4 separate regions of the Homo sapiens genome follow, and all the other regions are linked to region 1. Evidence: chromatin loops called from intact Hi-C (ENCODE). Cell type or tissue: heart left ventricle. All regions are shown on one strand. Region 1 holds the start of LINC03010 (long intergenic non-protein coding RNA 3010). Region 2 holds the start of EN2 (engrailed homeobox 2). Region 3 overlaps RBM33 (RNA binding motif protein 33). Region 4 overlaps RBM33 (RNA binding motif protein 33).

Region 1 (5,000 bases):
GGTCCTCCAGAGCCTGCCTGGAGCCTGCCAGCCGCTGCCTGCGGTCCTGCCCACAGCCTGAGGTCCCGGCCTGCACCTCCTCATAAGCCCACACTGGCGGTGCCATGCCATGGGCTCCCCTGGGCTCCCTCTGCCGCCCAGCCTGCCCCGCACACTCCACTCGCGCCGCCCGCCCTTTGCTGCAGGACGGGGCCAGCCAGGGCAACTCTCCGCAGCCCAGAGCTCTCGTCCCTTGAATCCTGCCGGTGGAGCAGGGGGCAAGGGGGAGCCAGGCACGCCCAGCCCCGGACCCGCAAGCAGGGACCCTCGGGGCGGCGGTCCGCACAGGGCAGGGGCTGCTGGAGACCCGCGGCCCCCACCCCCGACACTCACCGCGCGGTGCCCAGCGCGCGCCAGGGCTCCCATCAAGTCCTCTCGGAGCCCGCAGCAGGCTCCCACTTCTGTTTTTCTCTGACAGCCATGCAGGCAGCAGGCCTTCAGCCAGGCTCCCCGCCGCGCTTCCACGCACGCACACTCACAGTCACGCTCGTGCACACTCGCACGCACACGCACGCTCACGCTCATGCACACTCACACTCACATTCGTGTACATGTACACATTCACACCCGCATGCACACTCAAACTCACGCTCACGCACACTCACGCTCGTGCACGCGCACGCATACACACGCCCGCGCTCACACGGACACGAGAACTCGCCCCGCTGCGCGCCTGGCTCCCGGGACGCCTGGAGCTGGGGAGCGAGGGCCCCGGACGCCTGTAGCCGCCAGGGGAGGCCGGAGGGGCAGACGGGTGCAGAGAGCAGCCGGAAAGGCAGTGCCCGGCCACCAAGAGGCCGATTACTTGAGGGGCCTGAGGTGTGGAGCCCAGGCCGAAGACCCTGGGTGCGAGAAGGCAGCGGCCAGGAGGCCGCCCTAGAGCCTCGGGAGCGGGCGGGGGAAGGGGGATGTCCACGGAGACCAGAGTTGGTGGCTCTGACCGAGGAGGGCCTCGCGCTCCCCACGCCACTTGGCAGGGCTGGGGACACGCGCCCTCTCCCCCCTCTCCCTGGGGCCGCGCAGGGCTGTACCCGGGCTCTGCCCAGATCCCCTCGGAGCGGAAGATGCAAGTTGGCTTTTGTCTGACCCGGTCAGACAGAGCCGTTCTGTGGGATAAAGGCTTAACGCTCCGTGAACACGCAGAAAAAGCTCCGCGCTGGCCCTCTGACAATCCCATTGTCTCGGGCCTGAGCCCGGCGGTTTGGTCTGAAAGCGCCAAGTTCATGACATTTCAAAGAGCAATGATACTGGGAGAGGGGGGTGGGCAGGGGAGGGAGGGGTGTGCAGGAGAAATACATTCCTAAAATACGAAGTAACAGTATCTGACTCCCTCGCCAGCGCGTTCCTCAGCTCAGCCCCCTGCCCCACCCTCCACGAACCCATTCAGACCGAATCCCCTTCTCCAGCCCCGTGTGGACCCAGAGCCAGGCTGCAAAAGTCAGGATCACCAGGGACTGCGGTTTGGAAGGTGAAGGTGTGAAAAGATGCCCAAGTAGCTGCGTGGAAGCTTCCTGGAATGTCAGCAGAGTGACAGCAGCCGTTTAGCACAAGCTCCCATTGTCTGCACTGCCCCACAAGATAAGAATTTGCCAAAAAGGACTTTAGGTGCCCACATGAGTTTATTTTAAAGAGCTAGAGTGTTACTGTTTTCTTTCATTTGTATTACTGTTCGTACTATATCCTTTAAAAAAAAAACTATTTTCTGAGCCAGGAAGCAAAGGAGCTTCCATTTTTAGTGTTTAATTTGTTTAATGTGCCTCGGCAAAAGCAAATAATTCCTGAGAGAAAGCAGAATCCTCAGGAAATTGAATGTGTTTTGTCTCCAGCGAAGTTTCCCTTGAGTGATTTCGTTTGCTTTCTGTCTCGCCAAGCAGGCTCTGCACTGGGACCTCCAGCAGGCTGGGGCCAGGCTGGGCAGTCTGCAGCCCCTCTCCCCACCTTAGGTGGTGAGGCTTCTCTGATCCTCAGCCCACTGGCCAGGTAAACTGTGCTCCCGAAGAACAAAACGTAGCCTTGTAGAGTCATTCTAATGCGAGGAGAAAATAGGATTAGGCCAGAGTGTCAGCCAGGTAAGTCGGATTAACAGCAAGGTCCAATACATTTTGGCATTCTTGTGCTATTTTTAATTGTACAAAGGTATATGCTTCCCTTCCCTGGCTTTATTTAAAGAGGCTGTTTGTTTGTGCCCAAGAGGTAAATGATGAGCGATAAGGCTCTATGAGGAATTGGAAATGTATAACCTTGCAAAATGACATTTCGCCCTGGAAAGTGTGACACGCACACACGGGTAGATAAAGGGAGAGTGCGGAGCGTCCCGGGCTTTGTTAACGCTTCTTGCCCCCTGGCGTTGCTTTGATGGAAGGACACCCCACGCCTGGCTGCAGAGGTGTCTGCCAACGGCAGGAGCTCCTTCCCCACAGGCAGCCAGGCAATGACTACAAATCGATTCATTTTAAAAAAATATCCAAAGTCAGGTGTTAAAAAACGTATGAACCAGGATGGTAGGTCATTAAACCGTGGGAGAAAAGAGTTGGCAAAAACCTGCTTATATTATTTTTTAAAATATATATCTGTATTGCATTTTGCCACATGCAAATTTAGTCTAGGTTTGTTAATCAGGATCATGTGAGTGTGTCATAAATTAACATGATTTCTTCGGGGCAAGTCAAGAGAGAATGTATAATTGTTTAAGTTTGCAAATCATTTAGCAATTAACTTGGGGGGCAGAGGGCTGCAGTTCCCGGGTGGCCAAGGACATTCATGAGCCATGTGGAAGTTACTGAGTCGAATTGTAACTGTCCATGGCATTTCTGACCGTCCTTTCCAGGCCAAATGACAGACAGAAAGCCAGAGGGGACAGCACTGAATCCAAATGCTTTTGCATTCTGGGTGAGTGTGAACTGAGGGCACAGAAGCTTGGGGCCAAAGGAGAAGAAAGTTGCATTTGATCAAAGTTCCCCCTTTTGGGCAGAGGGCTGAGAGTGAGGATGACCAAGGGGTTTTGGCTTCCCTTTCAGACTCTGCATATGTGAGGTGGCAGGGCAGGGTTTAGGAATGTCATTTTCCTTAGATAGAGAAGGGTGTTCCCAAAAGAATTGTCCAGGGGTCAGGATTCTGGGAAAGCCATAACAGATGTATGTCTGTGAGGGCTTCCATCAGCTCGTGGAATGTTTTCTTCCTGTTGCAGAAACAGAAAGAGCAGTTTGTTGAATCTGAGAGTCGGTTTTGCCGACCTTGTTTAACTGCTGTCTGTCTGAGAGCTTCTTGCAGAGACGCTGGAGAATTCCTGGGGCGGGGGTTATTTCAAACTCAAGAATCTATCATTCCATTTTGATTAATCTGGTAAAGCAGGGTTCTGTTTCTCTTTTAAATTTTTTCTTCTTTTCCATATTTAACATAGATATGCATGTACATGAGAAGTAATGGACATTCAAAAAGCCAGATCCTGCTGATTCCACATTTCAATGGCTTGGTTTGCCAACTCATGCATGGGTGCCTCTAAACACTAATCAGTAATCCAGTTCATTGCTAAGGCTGCAGAGCTCCAGGATCTCTTATTTTCTCACAGGTGGGAAAAGACCCCCCGACCTTCTTGGTCTAAGCTCTCTTCTGGTTACTTGGTACCCACATGTTTACAAGGTATTTATTTTCATTAGACCTCCGATCGTTCTAAAGGCCTGCAGAGCCCAACCCTTCCTGCCTCCTCCTCTCCCCATCTTTAAGCTATAAAACCTTGGCGGAGTTTTCTGGGCTGTTCTCCAGGTTTTTGTTTTCCCCACTGTCCAGCATGGTACCTGAGATTGAGTGCAGGTGCAGCCGGCAGGACACAGTGGCTCCAGCGCCAGCTTCCGCTCCATCTCTACCCCATCCTTCTCCTCTGACTTATTTTGCTGTAACTCTGCACTTAATCTGATGAGGAAGGGTCCCTAGAATGTAGAATGTTGAACAAAATTCTCCCTAAAACAGGAGGAAGAGCTGGCCGTGGGGAGCGGGTTCTATAGTAGCTGCAAGTTGACCAAGTATGTAGAAAACATCAAAATGTGTCTCCATTCCCTTTCCTTGGGTCTGGGAGGAATGTCCCTGAGCCGTTCTTCCCAGCCCTTTTGTAACTAGCAGATGCATTTGTTAGAGAGGTCCTCTTGTTATCCCTGTTCTCAGCATTGTTCTTTCAGCTAGAAATTCACAGTAAAGGTGAGCCATCCTCCGAGGCCGAGGGGCATAGCTGAAACTCAGCAACAGGAACAGAAGTGAACCTCTCTTCACCATGTGTATTCGTGGGGTGGGGGTGGTGAAGGGGAAAGGAGATAGTGTTTGATTTTGTGAATCCAGGGTGAGGCTACAGGGACCCCAGAAGCCTCCTCTTCAGGCCCTTCAGTCAGCAAAGGCGGCCTCCCATCCCCAAGGCGCAAGCAGCGCAGATACCATCACAGCCGTAGCCCAAGCGCGCGGGCCCTCGGCCACTGTGTGCCTTCCCCGGACGTTGGTCTATGCGGAGCAGCCCTCAAGCCTGACTGATCCGGGTCTGCATCCCGCGGGTCTGGACGCGAGCTGGGCATCCGACCGCACCGCGGCGGGACGGGGAGCGCGGCCGCCTGGAGCTGCTTCTTCTGGGCGCTGGGCGCACGCTGCCGAGCGCGGGGCTGGGGCTTCCGGGGGCCAAGCCGGCTCAAGCCCGCACAGGCTCGCGGCGGGGCTGCCTGGCTGCCGCGTCTTGGATCCGGCCTGGGCCTGAGCTCCTGGACCTGGGGTTTTGTTTTGTTTCGTTTTTGTGGAGGAGAGGGGGTTTGGAGACATGAATTGCACTGGCATGGTGTAGGGGAAATATTTGGAGATAGTTGGCAAGAATTCATCCCCAGGTCCAAGGAGTCCAACTAAGCCCGGTTTTAGGGAAGCCCAGCCAGATGTATCTTGAGACAGAAAAGGACATCGTGCTAGGTCTGTGGGGCGGACGCTGAAGAGTT
Region 2 (5,000 bases), 77 kb before region 1:
GCAGCGGGGATCCGCTGCCAGCTCGGGGTCAAACAGTCCACTTCTAATGGCGGTTCCCAGCCGCAGACCCGCATGGAATGCAGTTGATGATTTCTACAAGGACATGGACTTAGTTTTTTAAAATCGCAGATCTATGAAAAAATATATCCAGCATCTCTGCAGGGCCCCTGCGAATGCTGCCTCTTTCCCATCAGCAGCCCCCAGGAAACCCTGAGAGAAGGTCCTTTCTATTTGGGGATGGCAGGTGCCGGGAGGGACGGCTGCCTCCCTTGTCCTCGCTGTGTGCAGGAAGGGGGCTGAGCCCCACCACTGCGGGCTGGCGCTGGCAAACAAAGTGGAGCCAAGGGGAAAGGGCGCCTTTATTTTCCTCCTTCCCTGTGTGCATCCTCCTGAGTCCCACCGGTCAGCGCAGGCCCGAGGGGCAGAAGGCAGAGCGGCAAAGGGCCTCGCCTTTTCTTCCCCGAGCACAGCCGGGATAACCGGATGGTAGGACAAGTCTGGGGTGGGCTGGGGCATGCGTCCCCGGCCTGGCCTGAGTTGGAAGATCGTAGGGAAGGGGATGAGAGTGTGCACTTCCGGGCCCATCTTCCAGCCACCACGTTCCCACCAAAAAAAACTACAGTGGGGGAGACATGGGCTAGGGGCTGGGAAGAGATGCGCCAAGGCGGGGTGGAAGACAGAGAGGGGAGACAGGGAGAGAGGAAGGAGAGAGAGAGACAGAGAAAGAAAGAAGGTCCCTTCTGCGGTCCTAAGAAGTCTGTACCCCCTAGCGAATCAGTCCTGCCGCTGGACTCCTGGCCGCTGCCCGGGCCGGCGTCAGCTTCACACAATGTCGCGTGAGTCTTTGTGCGTGTGCGCGGGGGAGGTTCGAGATGTTTTCCTCCCGGTAAGTTCCCGCGCCAGCACCGCCCCCCAGCTCCGCGGGCCTCCCCGCGGCGAGCCGGGACGCGTGGTCCCCGCGGGCTCACCTGAAGAAGGCCGGTCCGAGTAGCGCGTACAGTAGACCCACGCCGGCCAGAGCATGGGCTGCGCGCCCAGGTTGGCGCCGGCTTGCGAGCTGTCCGAGTCCGAGCTCACCGACAGGTCGCCGCCGCCCAAGCCGCGGGCCTTGAGCGACCCGTCCAGGGGGCCGCCGGGGTCGCCGCCTTTCTTGGCGCCACCGTGCAGCGAGAGCGTCTTGGAGCCGCCTTCCCCGTCACCCGGAGAGTCGCTGCCGGCGGCTGGGAGCGGCCCGCCCGCGCCGGGCGCACATGGCGGGTTCTGCCGGGGCTCTCGGGAGCCCGAGCCCAAGAGCTGCTCCGAGCCGCCCGCGCCGCCGCCTCCCTCCGCACCGCTCGCGCCGCCTTCGCCGCCGGCTCCGCCGCCCCTTCCTCCTCCCGCGCCCGCACAGCAGGTCCCCGCGTCCTTTCGCCGGCCGAACTCGGGCCGCAGGATGTTGTCGATGAAGAAGTTGGTGATGCGGTGCGGGTGCTGGTGGTTGCCGGGCGCCTGCAGGACCGCGGGCAGCATCAGAGCCCGCCGGCGCCCGGTGTCCGCTTCGCCCGGGCTGCTACCGCCGCCGCCGCCCGAGCCGCCGCCGGGGCTGGATTCCGGCTGCCGCTGTCCCTCCACCGCCGCCGCTGCTTCGCCAGGCTTGGGGTCATTCTCCTCCATGCTGTTCACAGTAAATCCCACACTGGTTCTCCGGGGACGCCCTTCCAAATCAGCCTTCGGCCCTCCCGCGGCGCACACGGAGACCCCCGCGCCCCCACCCCGCCGAGTCTTCCGAGGGCGTGCGCGGCGGCCGCGGCCAGGGCTGAGGTCCTACAAGTCGCCGGCCGCGCTCGGCGCGGAGCCACCTTTGAATCCACGAACTGGGTTAGAAACACCACGAGCCGCCCCGCTCGCCCAGACGATGAGAGATTCAACAGAGCCAAGTCCTCGACTTCGCCGCGCAGCCGGGGTCTAGACAGTCGCAGTGGTCCGGCGGGGACGCGGGCCGCCTCCCGGGCTCCCCGCTCCTCTCCGCGTCCGGCCGCCTCGGGCTCCGGCGCCGCCGCCTGGGCCGCCCGGGGCGAGAGCTGCGCGCATGCAGGCAGCGCGTTCCCCGGCGCTCACGCCCGCCCGGGCCGGCTCCGGCCGCCGCCGCCGCCCGGCCGTCCCCGCCCGCACGCCCTAGCCGGCCCTCGAGGGTGCCGGGCGCCCGCGGTCAGCGCGCCCGCCACCGCCCGCACGCACATGGAGGCCCCCTCCTCGCGGCCGCCGCCCCGCTGCGGGCCGGGGCGCCCCACCGGCGTGCGGCCGCGCCCCCGCCGAGCCCCGCAGAGCTCCGCGGCCCGAGTCGCATGGGTGAGAGACGCGAGGCCAGGGCCCGGCCGGGCCGGGCTGGGCCGCCCGCGCTCCCCGGCCGTCCGCCGCCCTCGCCGCCTCGGCCTCCGCGCGGGCTCGGAAATTTCCAGGCCACTCGGCGCAACCTGAGACACTTTCACTCTGGATTTTTGTTCTTATTTTTAACAGAGCCCCCTCGAGTGACGTCGCAGGCCGGTCTCCTGGACACGTGCCTCGGGCCAATGGCCGCGGCGCCGCGCGCCCACGTGACGCTCCGGCCGCCGCTGGGTGACAGGAGCAGCCCGCCGCCCCTCCTCCCCTTAAAGCGGCCGCGTCCCCCGCTCCGGGTGCGGGAGCCCAGGAACCCGGAGAGACCCCCGACCGCGTCTCCTGCGCTCGCCCGCGCTTTCCCTGTCGCTTCGCGGTTCAGGGGTGTGAGTCACCCGGCGACAGCCCCGCCAGGTCACCCCGGGGCGCGTAGGTGGACACGCACAGGAAGATCGCTATTTTTAAGATTTCCATATTGTTTACCGTGGGGCGAAATCCCACAATTCCTTGCACAAAATGCATAAATAATATTAAATGAGCTGCCGAGATACAAAGGGACTTTTGTGGTCCGCTTTCCTTGCTGATGGAGAGGAATAGTGTCACTCCCATTTGACTCGGTAACCCGGCAGCTTCCTGTCTTAAACGCAGAGCTGGCGCGCAGGACACTCCTCCTGCAGACACTTATTGTAAGTGTGCGTGTGTGTGCGTGTGCAGGGAGGCGCGTGCATACGGCCGCATTCCACCCGGGGACAGCGACCCTCATGAAACATGCTTAGCGATCCGAAAGAGCGGGGGAATGCAGTATGCGGCTCCATTTGCGAAGGGAGAAATCCAGGAGCCTCGGAGGTTCTAAAGGAATCCTTTTTGCCAAGGAGAGGAGGGGTGACTGTTCAGCTAAGACTTCAAAACCAAGTCGCCCGCCCCCCTCTAACTTCTCTACTCTGATTGAGGAGCTCCCAGACCGGTCATCTCGTTTTCTTTGTTTTAAAATCCTTTAAACTAATTTTGCCGGAGAGCAGGGCCCATTTGAAACGAGAATTAGGAATCCAACGGCAAGGGTGGGAGCCCCAGTTGGTTTCTCCCCTCCTCTCTCTTCATCTTTTCTAGACTTTCCTTCCAGCTGTTGTCAGAATGTCCAACTGGAAGTTCTGTTTCCTCTTCTCTTCCCCCTCCTCCCTCGGGCTCCTTCCCATTTGCTCTTGTCTACCCACCAAACACCCGTTGTTACCCCAGGCTCGCCTGTCCATCATTTAAAATGCATTTTTATGGAAATGTGTGAATTCCTGGAAACATCCGATAGGGCAGCTCTGGGGGTGCGGGAGCATTTGCACGCCATGAGTACCCTCAGTGCGGGGGAGGCGGGGAGGCCGCAGCCTGGCACGGACACCCTAGGGCTGATTGGCCCTGGGCAGCTGCACCGTGCTCAGCAACCCAGACCCCCGCAGAGGCAGCCAGCAGGTTGCTGCCAGGCCCTGAGTGAACTTGGGGAGTCTGGCAAGCATCTCCGAGGCAGCGTGGCCTGCCAGGCCACCTGGGGCCTGAAGGTTGCACCCTGGCCTTGCGAAGCTCCTTCCCCAGTGTCCATCCCACGTGCTGTCCTTCCCCTGCAGGCTTCAGAGTGCTGGCTGGGCTGGGATGAGAAACGACAGTTCCCACAGCTGCTCCCAGGAAAATTACCCCCCCACCCAGGACGGGAATGGTGGGGGAGGAGGTGCTGGGCTGGCCTCCTGGCCACTGGACGTGGCTCTGGTCAGAGTGTGCCCTCTGTCCGGTGTGTCTAGGGCAGGGTGGGGAAGCCTCTTCTCGCTGGGGCTGGATTCCTCCACTTTTTCTTCATTGGAGGAGTCCTTACCAAATGTTCTGGCTAGGCACACATCTGCCAGGGGTCCTCCCCGAGTCTCAAAAAATCAAACCCCACAGTCTACCTGCCCCCCGGGAAAATAGGGCTGGTGAGAGTTTGTGGGAAGTCTTATTGACGCTTACTTGGTTTTTTGGGGGGAGAATTTTCTGCAACTCTGGAAACTCTGATGATCACCAGTCAGGAAAGGGAGGGTCCAACGACTCTGGGTCTCCTGAACATGATATTGGGGGGAGGAGGGGCCCTGAGCTCTTTGGTTCCTGCAAAACCATCCCAGGTTAATGGCTCCACCTGTCCCATGAAAGCCAATTAGGCGGCTTCCTGAGAAGTATTTTCTGAATTCTTGGGACTCTTTGCCTCTGACTGCCTCAGTATAAATGGCCCCAAGACGCTGGGCTTCAGCCCTGTGCTTTCCTGCGACCCAGACCCCAATTCGTGGCTGCAACAGAGACTCTGGGAAGCAGAGCGTCACCTCCAGGGCGCCTGGCGGGCCGGTGGGCAGAGACCTGCCCTCGCAGGGTCTGCGGGCTGGGCCCTGGGGTTGGCTGGAGGAAGAGGAATTCGTGGGTCGCTCTCCTGGAAAGGAGGAAGGTGAGAGGTGGAGGGAGGAATAGGAGAAAGAGAAATAAATGAAGAGAGAGATAACTAGAGGGTACCGGGCCCCCCAGAGTGGACCCAAACACGAAACAACTCTGGGAAAGCGGTAAGAGGGGTCACCGTTCAAAGGGCCGGGGAAGCTGGGATGGGGCTGCAGAAAGTTGAGCTGCCCAGGGGCTGGGCGGTGCTG
Region 3 (5,000 bases), 390 kb before region 1:
AGCCCCTGCAGAGCCTCAGTGAGCCTGCTAAGCATTTCTGTATGGAACGGTGTGCAGGACTGGCCCATGGGGCTCCCCTCTACACACAGGTCATTGTGTGACCAACCTCCTGTTGGAAATAGGGCGCCTGAAGCCTGCACACGATTCCAGCGGTGGGCTGAGTGGTAAAGAAAGGTTCACAACAGTGCTCTGGGCAACTCCAGCCCGCACCGAGTTTTCTGCCCCATTTCAAGTTTTCATCTATTATCATAACATGCTGGGTCTTCCTGGACACCAATTCTGGCACTTCCCCTGAATTTCAACGTTTGGGCTCTCCTGCACATCCCGGGCGCGTTGCTCCTTTTGCTCTGGTTTAATTTTAAAACGTCTCCTGACCTCTCCTTTTCCCTTTTCACTCCTGGTTGTCCCATCTTCCCTGTCTTACGCATGCTTCTCCTCTAAAGCACAGACAAGCTCTGTGTTCTCACACAGGTCTCTTCAATCCTCCTCCTCCTTTTGGAATGATTAACAACCGTGTTCTCAGAACCCTGTGGGAGAGCCTCCAGTTAACTAGCTTTTCCGTTGTGGCTTCCCATCATGTGCCCACACACATCTGTTCTTTAAGCCTGTGACGTGGGCTTTTCTGGAATCCGTGTCTGACACTGCTTAGTGTTTTCTTTCTCAATTGTCCAAACTTCAAAACAACTCAGCTGCTCACTCAAGATTCCAACATTTTCTACTTCACCAACCAGGCCTTCCTGCAGTCAGAACCAGACGTAAAGGGGCTGTCTTCTCGGTGATCCACTTTATCTTAGAAGCAGAAGCAGAATCAGTCAGTCAGACGCCGAGATGATCCCACCTTCCACCGAGTTCACAGGGCCTCCATGGTGGGCTGAGATCCGCTCTGCAAAGGGCAGATTCTTCTCTGAGCGGTACTCTCTACATTTCCATGCCTACCCCCAAATCAGCAGCGTCAGGGAGAGGCTTCTGCACTGCATCTCCGAGGGCTCTCCTCAGCAGCCTCTGGGGGACGGCAGCCCCCCTGGCCTTGGGAGCAAAGCTGACTCGGGAGAAGTCGGTCACTAGGGCCCAGCCAGGGAGGCTGTGCGCCCACTCCCCTTCTTCCCGCTGCTTTAATGTGCTTTCCCGCAAGAAACACAGATGACGGTTTCTTGCTTCTTTCAGTTCCTTCCAGATGACACCCAGGAAGAACGAAAGAGTTCCTATGTGGTTTATGAGTAGACAGAAAAAAAAAATATCTAGTCTTCGAAGAATCAAGTTCTTGTCAAGTTACAATTTCTGAAACATGGTTACAGTTCGAAACTTTTTGGAAGACCATCTTCTGGTTATGACATTTCTACGAAATCTTCTCATTCTTCCTCACTGAGTCTATAGATAAATGTCTTTGAAATGGACTTTCTGGAGAGGCTTATTAATGTAGTTTAAGGAAGTAAAACACTAATCTGAGAACAAAACTGGCTACCACATCACTGCTACACTGAGAAAAGTTCTCAAATTCCATGGGTTTAAAAAGTATAGTTAACATGCAGTGACAGCCGGGTGCGGTGGCTCACACCTGTAATCCCAGCACTTTGGGAGGCTGAGGCGGGCGGATCACGAGGTCAGGAGATCAAGACCATCCTGGCTAACACAGTGAAACCTCGTCTCTACTAAAAATACAAAAAATTAGCCAGGCGTGGCACGCGTCTGTAGTCCCAGCTACTCGCGAGGCTGAGGCAGGAGAATCGCTTGAACCCGGGAGGCGGAGGTTGCGGTGAGCCCAGATCGCACCACTGCATTCCAGCCTGGGCGACAGAGCGAGACTCCGTCTCCAAAAACAAAAACAAAAAATAACATGCAGTTACTAGAATCTTCTAAAATTAAAAGGCCCAAAGGAATGAATATAGGTCCTCCTGGTGTAGACACCACCTGGCATTACACCAGTGAACACTAGGTGGTGCCATATCCCAAAGAGACAGAGACTCGACACTATTCCAAAACATTTAGGATAAAAAATATTTGTGGCTCACGCCTGTAATCCCAGCACTCGAAGGAAATGGAAGCAAATGGAAGGAAAAAGAGACCATTTAAGAGGTCTATACAAACCCACGGTACAAAATGCAAAATTCAATTTAAAAGACAAGACAGAAATTAGCTGGTTTGGCAATGACTCCAAGCATATTCTCACAATGTAGGCTCTGAGCCTCACTCAATGCTGTGAGAAGCAAACAGTACTTGCTGTTCAGGTATGGATCTTGACAACTCGATCACACTCAAAAATATTCAAGAAAATGATCAAGACTACACAGGATGAAGCAAAGTCCACAAAAGTAGCAGGTGACATATGAAAACAACAGTGCAACCCTTCTGCCCACAGGGAAGTGCAGATCGCCCCAAAGACAGGAGGACCAGCAGGACACTGGGCCACACACGTGAGGCCTCGCCAAGCGCACCCATCTGTGGCTCACAACAGACTAGGCTCAGGGTTTTTTCATCTGGACTCACTGCTACACAGTTACTGGACCAGAATTCTCCATCACCATTTATTTTGAGAATCTCAGATTAGGATAACCACATTTTAATCCATCTAAAATGCTCTAGTGTCTACCGTGTTCCTGCAAATTAATCCAGATTATGATCAATTGTTTTGAAATATCCTTAAACATACACTGTACGCTTCTAATAGCTGATGAAGTATTCCTAACTGCACCACTAGGGAGCCCGCTCTATCACAAACAGAAGCCAAGGCTTTGGGTTAACTTTCCATTACTACACACCAATAAAAATGAAACCTATCTCCCCAGGAAGCCAGTAATGAAGATGGCAGCAATTAAACCCAAGTAACATGTATGTTTCTGGAAGAGTTTTCATCTATTCATTTTTAGGAACTGTCAACAGCAGATGGAGATCTAAAACATGTACATTAATTACCCGTATCAACCCTAGTGTTAACATGTTTCCAAATCCACCCATGAAGCTAGAGGCTGTAAGAGATTCTTGAAAGAAAGCACTTTGGACTCCTCAGAACTCTGACATGTACTCTGTGCATCCAAAAATGTCTTATTTCCAAAGTGCTCTGCCCCCAGACACACCAGATCCCACCACGGGACGCACGGTGCGTGGCAATGGCAACAATGGGCACCACAGGTGGCACCTGACGGGGAGGCCAGAAATCGGACTGAACAAGCAGGTAGCTTCTTCGCTGGGTCAGCCTACAGAGACCAGGAGTTTCCGTGGAAAACCCTGTTTCCAGTGGACCTGGAACTGTGTTCCTTTTCATGCATCTCATTTGCAGCCAGCTCAGCAGGCATGTTTCAGCATTAGAGTTAGCCAGCTTTAAATTAAGAGATGAAGATACAATCCAAGATACTGTCATATTTGTAAAATCTAAACCAAGTCACAGCTATTTAGCACATGAAGCTATTTCTGGAAAGCAAGGAAAAGAAGGCTAAATACTTTAAAATGTAATGTTATTACAAATAAAACAAGTCATTTGATAGAACAAAAAATTTTGTATGTATGTGTGCAAGTGTGAACCTTCTATGACAATTAAAAGGATCTCAAAGGATAATCTGTTCAGCTGGGGTATTTATTTCTTAAAATTTATAACTAAGAATCTGAAAATTTCAAAATAAACGTTTGAGGCAAATGTTCTGATACTAAGTATGCACAACAGGTTATTTGTCTTACTTCCCAAGTATTATTTTAATATGAAGTAGCCAACACAAAGGGCACTGTGTTTTAAATCAAGAAATGATTTTGTCTTGGGACACAACTACCCGTGGCACAGATGCCACCCCCAGGCGGCTACCTGAATGGGTCCCACTGACATCAGCAGGCTCTTCAGCTGGGCATCCGTGGTGGACGAGGACAGCCCCTCCACAGACACCACGCAGGGCTGGGGCTTGCACTCCACCACCCGCAGGTTCTGCTTGTTTGGCATCAGGCGCCCCCGGCCCATGGGACCGGCCACTCCTCTGCCTCGTCCGTGCATGATGGCCTGGTGACAACAAAGGAAATACATTCAGAGTTTCAAGCCTGAGCTTCTTCGATAGTCACTAAGATATAAAAGTGAACAAATAACTTAGAATCCATTAAAATATACCATGAGCTACAGGATTTTCTGTAGTTTTCTATCCACTATCAGAGAATGTTTTAATAGCTAAATGAGACAACTATATCCAGCAAGTTTAAGTGTAGGCGGAGGAAGAGGAGGGAGCTGACGAAGCCTGCACCTCTCCAGGGGCCACACGCTTGTGCTCGGTGGGCACTCTGTGTCATCATCATTCTGTGTAGATCAGGCACCCGTCAGGGCTGAGAAACTTGCTGCAAATGACAGTTCAGAATTTGGATCCTGTCCTGAGAGTCCCAGAGCCCCCATTTCTCCTAGTGTAGTATAGGCTGGTTTAAGCAGGACCTGCTGTGCACAGTGCTAAGTCCACCTTACAGTCACAACAAGCCACAGCATCATGTACCTGACTCCGCTGGCAGAGACTACATTTGCTACCCTGAAACCCTCCCAGGCAGATTCTGCAACCAGAAATTCAGCCGTGGCTGCACATTTCCATCGTCTGCAAGCTTTTCAAAAGAAACAAAACACAATTGTGACTGAGGACCCAGGCACTCCCCAAGTATGATTCTGCTGGTCTAAGGCGGGCCTAAGCATTATTATTTTTAAAAGCTGCCAAGGGTTCAAAACTACTGCTCAAGGAACTTTTAAAGAAGAGGAAACTGCTGAACTTTCCCACACTTTCTCCAGATTAGAAAGTCAGAGAGAACATATGTGCCCAATGTAGCCTAGGACAGCGGTGAAGCGCAGAAGGCAGGGTGGTGATGGACGGCACTAGGTTTCCAGATGGCCTACCCGAATCCTGTTGGGGAGTTCGGGCAGAATGCAAAAGTGGCCTCCCAGTCCATCACAGAGAAAGGCAGAAAGTTAGGTGGAAACTGGAATAGAACCTCAGGACTTGAGTGTGCACGCACACAAAAGGAAACGAAGAGAAAACCTCCACATTTCTTAG
Region 4 (5,000 bases), 360 kb before region 1:
TGGCGCAGTGGGCTGCATTTGCTGCATGGGCCGCTTGCTTACATTCTGAGAAGTTGTATTCTTTTCACAAAAAGAAAGAGATTCTAATTGTAAGTGGAAACTTGGCAGAAGGAACATTAAAAGGCACATTATTAAATAAAAACACAATAAATCATTCTAATTAGTAAATGACTTCTTTTGGGGAGCAGATACTTTTTTCTCATACTTTTTTTCTCATACATAAATGTCACCTGATCCATGTGGCAGCATGCCTCATCCTAATGTTAACAATTTCCATTGGTAAAGTTGTCATACTTGCCTACAGAGAGGCTCCTCTTCATAGAAATTACACCAGGCTGATCTTTAGCAGGTGCTTCAGTAAAGGGACTGACAGTTTTAAAAGAATTAAGACAGCCAAAAAACCACTCTATCTGCCACCAGAGATCAACGGGATTCACATGCTACTATTTTACCTAGTCACTTAAATTTAAGCTGGAACAAGGAAAGAATCAAGCATCAGGTCAATGTCCTAAGAAACATGACCCCCGGGAGAAGAAAGGTGCCAGAACGTTTTACTCGAGAGGAAATGCTTAGTCATATTCATCCTGGGGATTCTTAAGAGAGAACCAACACCTGGAGGAGGCAAAGAGAACACGAGAGAGCTGGAAGGGGGGAGGGGGGAAGCAGGGGGATCTCCGAGGTCCCGCAGGTCAAATATCCCAGTGCACGAGGGTCATGAGACTAGCCTACCATTATTCTAACAAATGAAACCCAGGTTATAAAGCACCCTCTTCTCAGATTTAGAAATCTTTTCTTACTGTTCACAGCACTTTAGTTGCAATGTTTACTTTAAGAAAGAAAGAGGCAAATATCAGGAAAACTGAGATTCCAAGCAGCTAAGTGACATGACTGAAGCTCAAGGGTGAAAAGAAGACAATACCAAAAGAAAACTGACAGGCGAGAACCCTGACCACTGACCACACTGTGTCTCTTTTTCTAAAAACCAAATTACAAAGTCTCATATATATTTAATGGAGGCAAGAGCCCTGACCACTGACCACTAGCCACATTGTGTCTCTCTTTCCTAAAAGCCAAATTACAAAAGCCTCTTATATATATTTAATGGAGGCAAAAACCCTGACCACTAGCCACACTGTGTCTCCCTTTCCTAAAAACAAAATTACAAAAGCTTCTTATATGTATTTAATGGAGGACAAGGGCAATGACTGTGGCCTTTTATTTTCAGAGCAATACATTGTTTCCCAGTTTCTTTTAATGCACGACAAGTCACACATTTGCTGATGGTGCTTGAGAACACAACCCCACAAATAAATGTATGCTAATCTCCCTCGACTGAGTATAAGCTCCTTGAAGGAAAAGAATTTGTCTCTTCTGTTCACTGCTGTATTTCCAGGACTAGAGTAGCACCTGGCAACAGAACAGTCAACGTATTTTTCCTGAATTCATTTATGTATTTATTCAGGGACCAAAAAGACAGAGATAATCTATACATCAAAAAATAAGCCACTGGTAAAGGGAAAGTGACTACCACCCAAAAGTATTTTCTAAAGTTACGTGTCTATTAATTCCTGTCTATTGCTATAGAAATATCTAGATACAAGAAAGATGCTTAAGTAAATATTAACACAGTCTTTGAGACACAAAAGGAGTATCTTATCAATTCTTGTAGTCAAGAAAACAAATCACCTGAGTGTTTTTTAAAACATGGATTCACTTCAGAACTATGTACTACACATTTTATAAACAGAAATCAGAACTGGAAAATATTCTAACCTACATATTATGCCCCTCAAGTCCTGTAAGTTAAAAGGCCTCCCAGGAAGACACAGGGAAGACACCCCTTGACACTTACATGCCGGAGCCCCTGGCGCTGGGGGCACTGCATCCGGCTGCTGCTGGCCTGAGGCTGAGCGGTCTGTACGTGAGGCCGGAACTGTGGCTGAGACATCGGCATCAAAGGAGGGGGCGGGACGGACAGGTGGTGGTGGTGGTGGTGGTGCTGGTGCTGCGGCGGGTGCTGTGGTGGGTGCTGGGGTGGGGGCTGGTGCTGGGGCGGGGGCTGGTGCGGGGGCTGGTGCGGAGGCTGGTGCTGTGGCGGGGGCTGTTGCTGAGGTTGCTGAGGCTGAGGCTGATGCGGAGGGGGCAATGGAGGATGCAACGGCCCCTTCCATTTCCAAAGAAAGAGAAACAACAGTTCATAAATGGTTACACCGGGCATAATCACTTCAATCATTTCCTAAAAAACCTCAACACAAGAAAGGAACTTTCAGCGATACCAAAACTTCATTTTAGACTTGCTGATGAAGGTAATACTATCTAAAATGCAGTAATAAGCCAGAAGCTATTACCTTAAATTTTATATTTAATCCAGTAATTCTAGGATTGAATTGTCCTAAGGAAAACTAGGTATGCAGACAAACTCATAACTCTAAAGCATGTTCCCTGTAGCACTATGATACTAAAGTACTGAAACCAGTATACACACATGCAACCACACAGACAGCATGAAAGGGAACCGCATACAGCACTCTCAAACGATGGCATCAAAACCAACTCGCTGACATGAAAAGATCAAATGATATGTGACACTGGAGGGAAAAAGCAGGTGGCGAGAAGATGTGCATTTAAAAAAAGACAAAAAAAAAAGCTCCTGAATTGTTTCTAGGTAACGAGAGTATTTAATTTCCTTTCTTATATATACTTGAAAATTTCTGCAATGGGGATGTATTAATTGCATTTTTTTAATAAAAAGAAAAATTCTTAAAAACATTTTATCTTCCTTTAACACCCTAGATAATATTCATTTTCCGTTTTTGGCTTAGATACGTATTCCACGTATTTTTAAATAGTTGATTCAAGTTTACCATCGCTATGTATTTTAATAGTAACCCTACAATACAAGAAGAAATATACACTTGGTAAGAAAGATGTTACAGACGCATGTCAACCCATGAAGCAGAAGCCGATGGGCAGAGGGCACTCAAGGCCTTCAAATAACCAGTGAAAACCCATGAAGCAGAAGCCGGTCGGCAGAGGGCACTCAAGGCCTTCAAATAACCAGTGAACAGCAACATCTTCTTCCCTCCATGCAAAGACTCTTTTCAAAACTGTCTACTGCAGGAATATAATTTGACAAAGTATTTCCACTGGTAAACCTCTCATGAAATTTTATACAGATGAGCAAATGTATTATCAAAACATGTCCTAATTTTATTAGTAGTATACCCTTTAAACAATTATAATAAGTAGCATTTTTCAATTCCCAAAAAATGACATTTTCCCATTTTTTTCTTGTATTGAGATAAGTAACATTGTTGAAAAAAGTTGTCTTTAACAAACAGTACATTTGAGACTAATACTCTATTCTTTAAATAACCACAAATTAGTAGGCTCAAATAAAAATCTGAAACTTTATGGAACACAAAGCCTTGAAGCTACACATTTTTTCCCTGGAGGTTCACTCAGGATGCATTACCTGCAGGTTGGGCTGTGTGTGTGTGGGCAGAAACGGCTGTCCTGGGCCTGGCAGGAACGGCTGTCTAGGAGGAATGAAGGGCCGTGTGGTTGCCGACCCAGGCTGGCTAAAGTGCAGAATCCCCACCGGACCTGGAGGCTGCAAGGCTGGTCGTACGGGCCGCTCTCTTGGGAACACTGGCTGCTGTCCTTGCTGATTAAATGCTGGTCCTGGCTGAGTGAATGGTAGAGGACTCTGAGTAGGAACAGGATGGCTACTGTTAAGAAGGGTAGGAGGCGGTGGTGGTGGAGGGGGACTTCGCTGTTCCAGAAAAAGATGGCTCGGGAATCTTGGTTCACCTGAAACTGAAAGGTAACACAACATCATTAACTTCAGGTTAAAAAGACCATGTGCTTCTCAGAAAAGCAGTCTGAAGCACTATCCTACTGTGGACAGAAGTCACAAGTGTTGACAGGTTATGAATGTTGGAAACAATTCCAGATTTTGCCTCTTATTTCTAGATTGCTTCATTTGTCATTTTCTATACATAAATTCCCTTTTATATGAGATGTTCCGATTTCAGATACCAACAATGTCCAATTTTAGCACCTGAAATGACAGGCAGAACTGCTATGGTACAAAAACCTGGCATTCCTAACATCTCCAACTGGGAGTTCAATTCAGTTTACAAAATAAATGTGTTTGGGCACATCACCCAATGCAGCTTCTGTTGTTACTCCACACCACTCACTCTTTCTGTACCTCCTAAGAAGAAAGGGTCTCGATCCTGAGGCGGGGGTGGGGCTCTCCACTGGTCCTGGAGAGGGAGTCGTGGGGGCTGGCTGAAACTGTTGGGAACAGGTCCAGGTGTATGCTGTGGAAATTCTGGAGGGCCCTAAAGAACAACAACAACAACAGAGAAACAGGGTGAAGGACAGAAAAATGGTATGTAATTTTTAGAAATATAGACCTGGTTCCAAGTTTTCCTCAAAAATGTCAAGTAACGTGTCTCCTAACAGTCACTGTCTTTCTCTTTCTACACACACACACACACACACACACACACACACAGAGTCATGCATCCTTAATGACAGGATACATTCTGACACGCATCCTTAGGTGATTCCATCATGCGAACACCACAGAGTGTATTGTAATCACACACACACACACACACACGCGCACCTAGATGGTAGCGCTTTCTACACACCTAGCCTGTATAGTACACACTAGTAGCTCCAAGGCTACATACCAGCGCAGCATGTTACTGTACTGAATACTGTAGGCAACTGTCACACAATGCTAAGTATCTGTGGATGTAAACATATCCAACCCTAGAAAAGGTTACAATAAAATACACTATTATAATCTCATGGAAACACTGCTGTCTATGCAGTCCACCATTAACCAAAATATCCTTACACAAGACATGACCACACATATTAACATAAAAACTGTTACACAACAGGTGATTCTGCAATATTAAATGATCAAAAATCAAAACGCAGCAACTAGAAATTAAGTCAATGTTTTAATGTCATTATAA

The links. Peaks named below come from ENCODE experiments on the same cell type or tissue, not always from the same donor. Only the 100,000 strongest peaks of a DNase experiment are listed, where the experiment ranks them.
Region 2: it touches region 1 in a loop (2.1-fold over the local background); 18 of 110 quality-filtered maps call a loop at or near these places.
Region 3: a loop joins it to region 1, with 26 times the contacts of the local background. A loop is called at or near these places in 22 of 110 quality-filtered maps.
Region 4: a loop joins it to region 1, with 16 times the contacts of the local background. A loop is called at or near these places in 22 of 110 quality-filtered maps.

Annotation. Positions count from the first base shown.
Region 1 is chr7:155,377,688-155,382,687 of GRCh38, reverse strand. LINC03010 (long intergenic non-protein coding RNA 3010) reads right to left here and starts at 612. Exons shown (of 3, transcript NR_147174.1): 1 at 373-612. RefSeq lists enhancers at 1-554, 555-1,366, 4,102-4,602. In heart left ventricle, a CTCF peak has its summit at 2,393; DNase peaks (open chromatin) are centred at 2,387 and 4,667; H3K4me3 peaks cover 1,752 bases; H3K27me3 peaks cover 5,000 bases.
Region 2 is chr7:155,455,031-155,460,030 of GRCh38, reverse strand. EN2 (engrailed homeobox 2) reads right to left here and starts at 1,902. Exons shown (of 2, transcript NM_001427.4): 1 at 969-1,902. The coding sequence starts at 1,653. It overlaps EN2-DT (EN2 divergent transcript), which reads left to right and starts at 2,913. Exons shown (of 3, transcript NR_186580.1): 1 at 2,913-3,041. RefSeq lists an enhancer at 2,249-3,240. In heart left ventricle, no CTCF peak of the experiment used is centred here; a DNase peak (open chromatin) is centred at 2,582; H3K4me3 peaks cover 2,425 bases; H3K27me3 peaks cover 4,602 bases.
Region 3 is chr7:155,765,446-155,770,445 of GRCh38, reverse strand. It overlaps RBM33 (RNA binding motif protein 33), which reads right to left. Exons shown (of 18, transcript NM_053043.3): 16 at 3,791-3,979. Among named protein-coding and RNA genes, the nearest start is that of SHH, 45 kb to the left of the region's middle. RefSeq lists a silencer at 1,831-2,024. In heart left ventricle, CTCF peaks have their summits at 1,724 and 1,923 (motif pointing right); no DNase peak of the experiment used is centred here; H3K27ac peaks cover 581 bases.
Region 4 is chr7:155,736,879-155,741,878 of GRCh38, reverse strand. It overlaps RBM33 (RNA binding motif protein 33), which reads right to left. Exons shown (of 18, transcript NM_053043.3): 10 at 4,217-4,349; 11 at 3,476-3,819; 12 at 1,853-2,164; 13 at 1-60. Among named protein-coding and RNA genes, the nearest start is that of SHH, 73 kb to the left of the region's middle. RefSeq lists an enhancer at 1-435. In heart left ventricle, a CTCF peak has its summit at 3,029 (motif pointing right); a DNase peak (open chromatin) is centred at 3,018.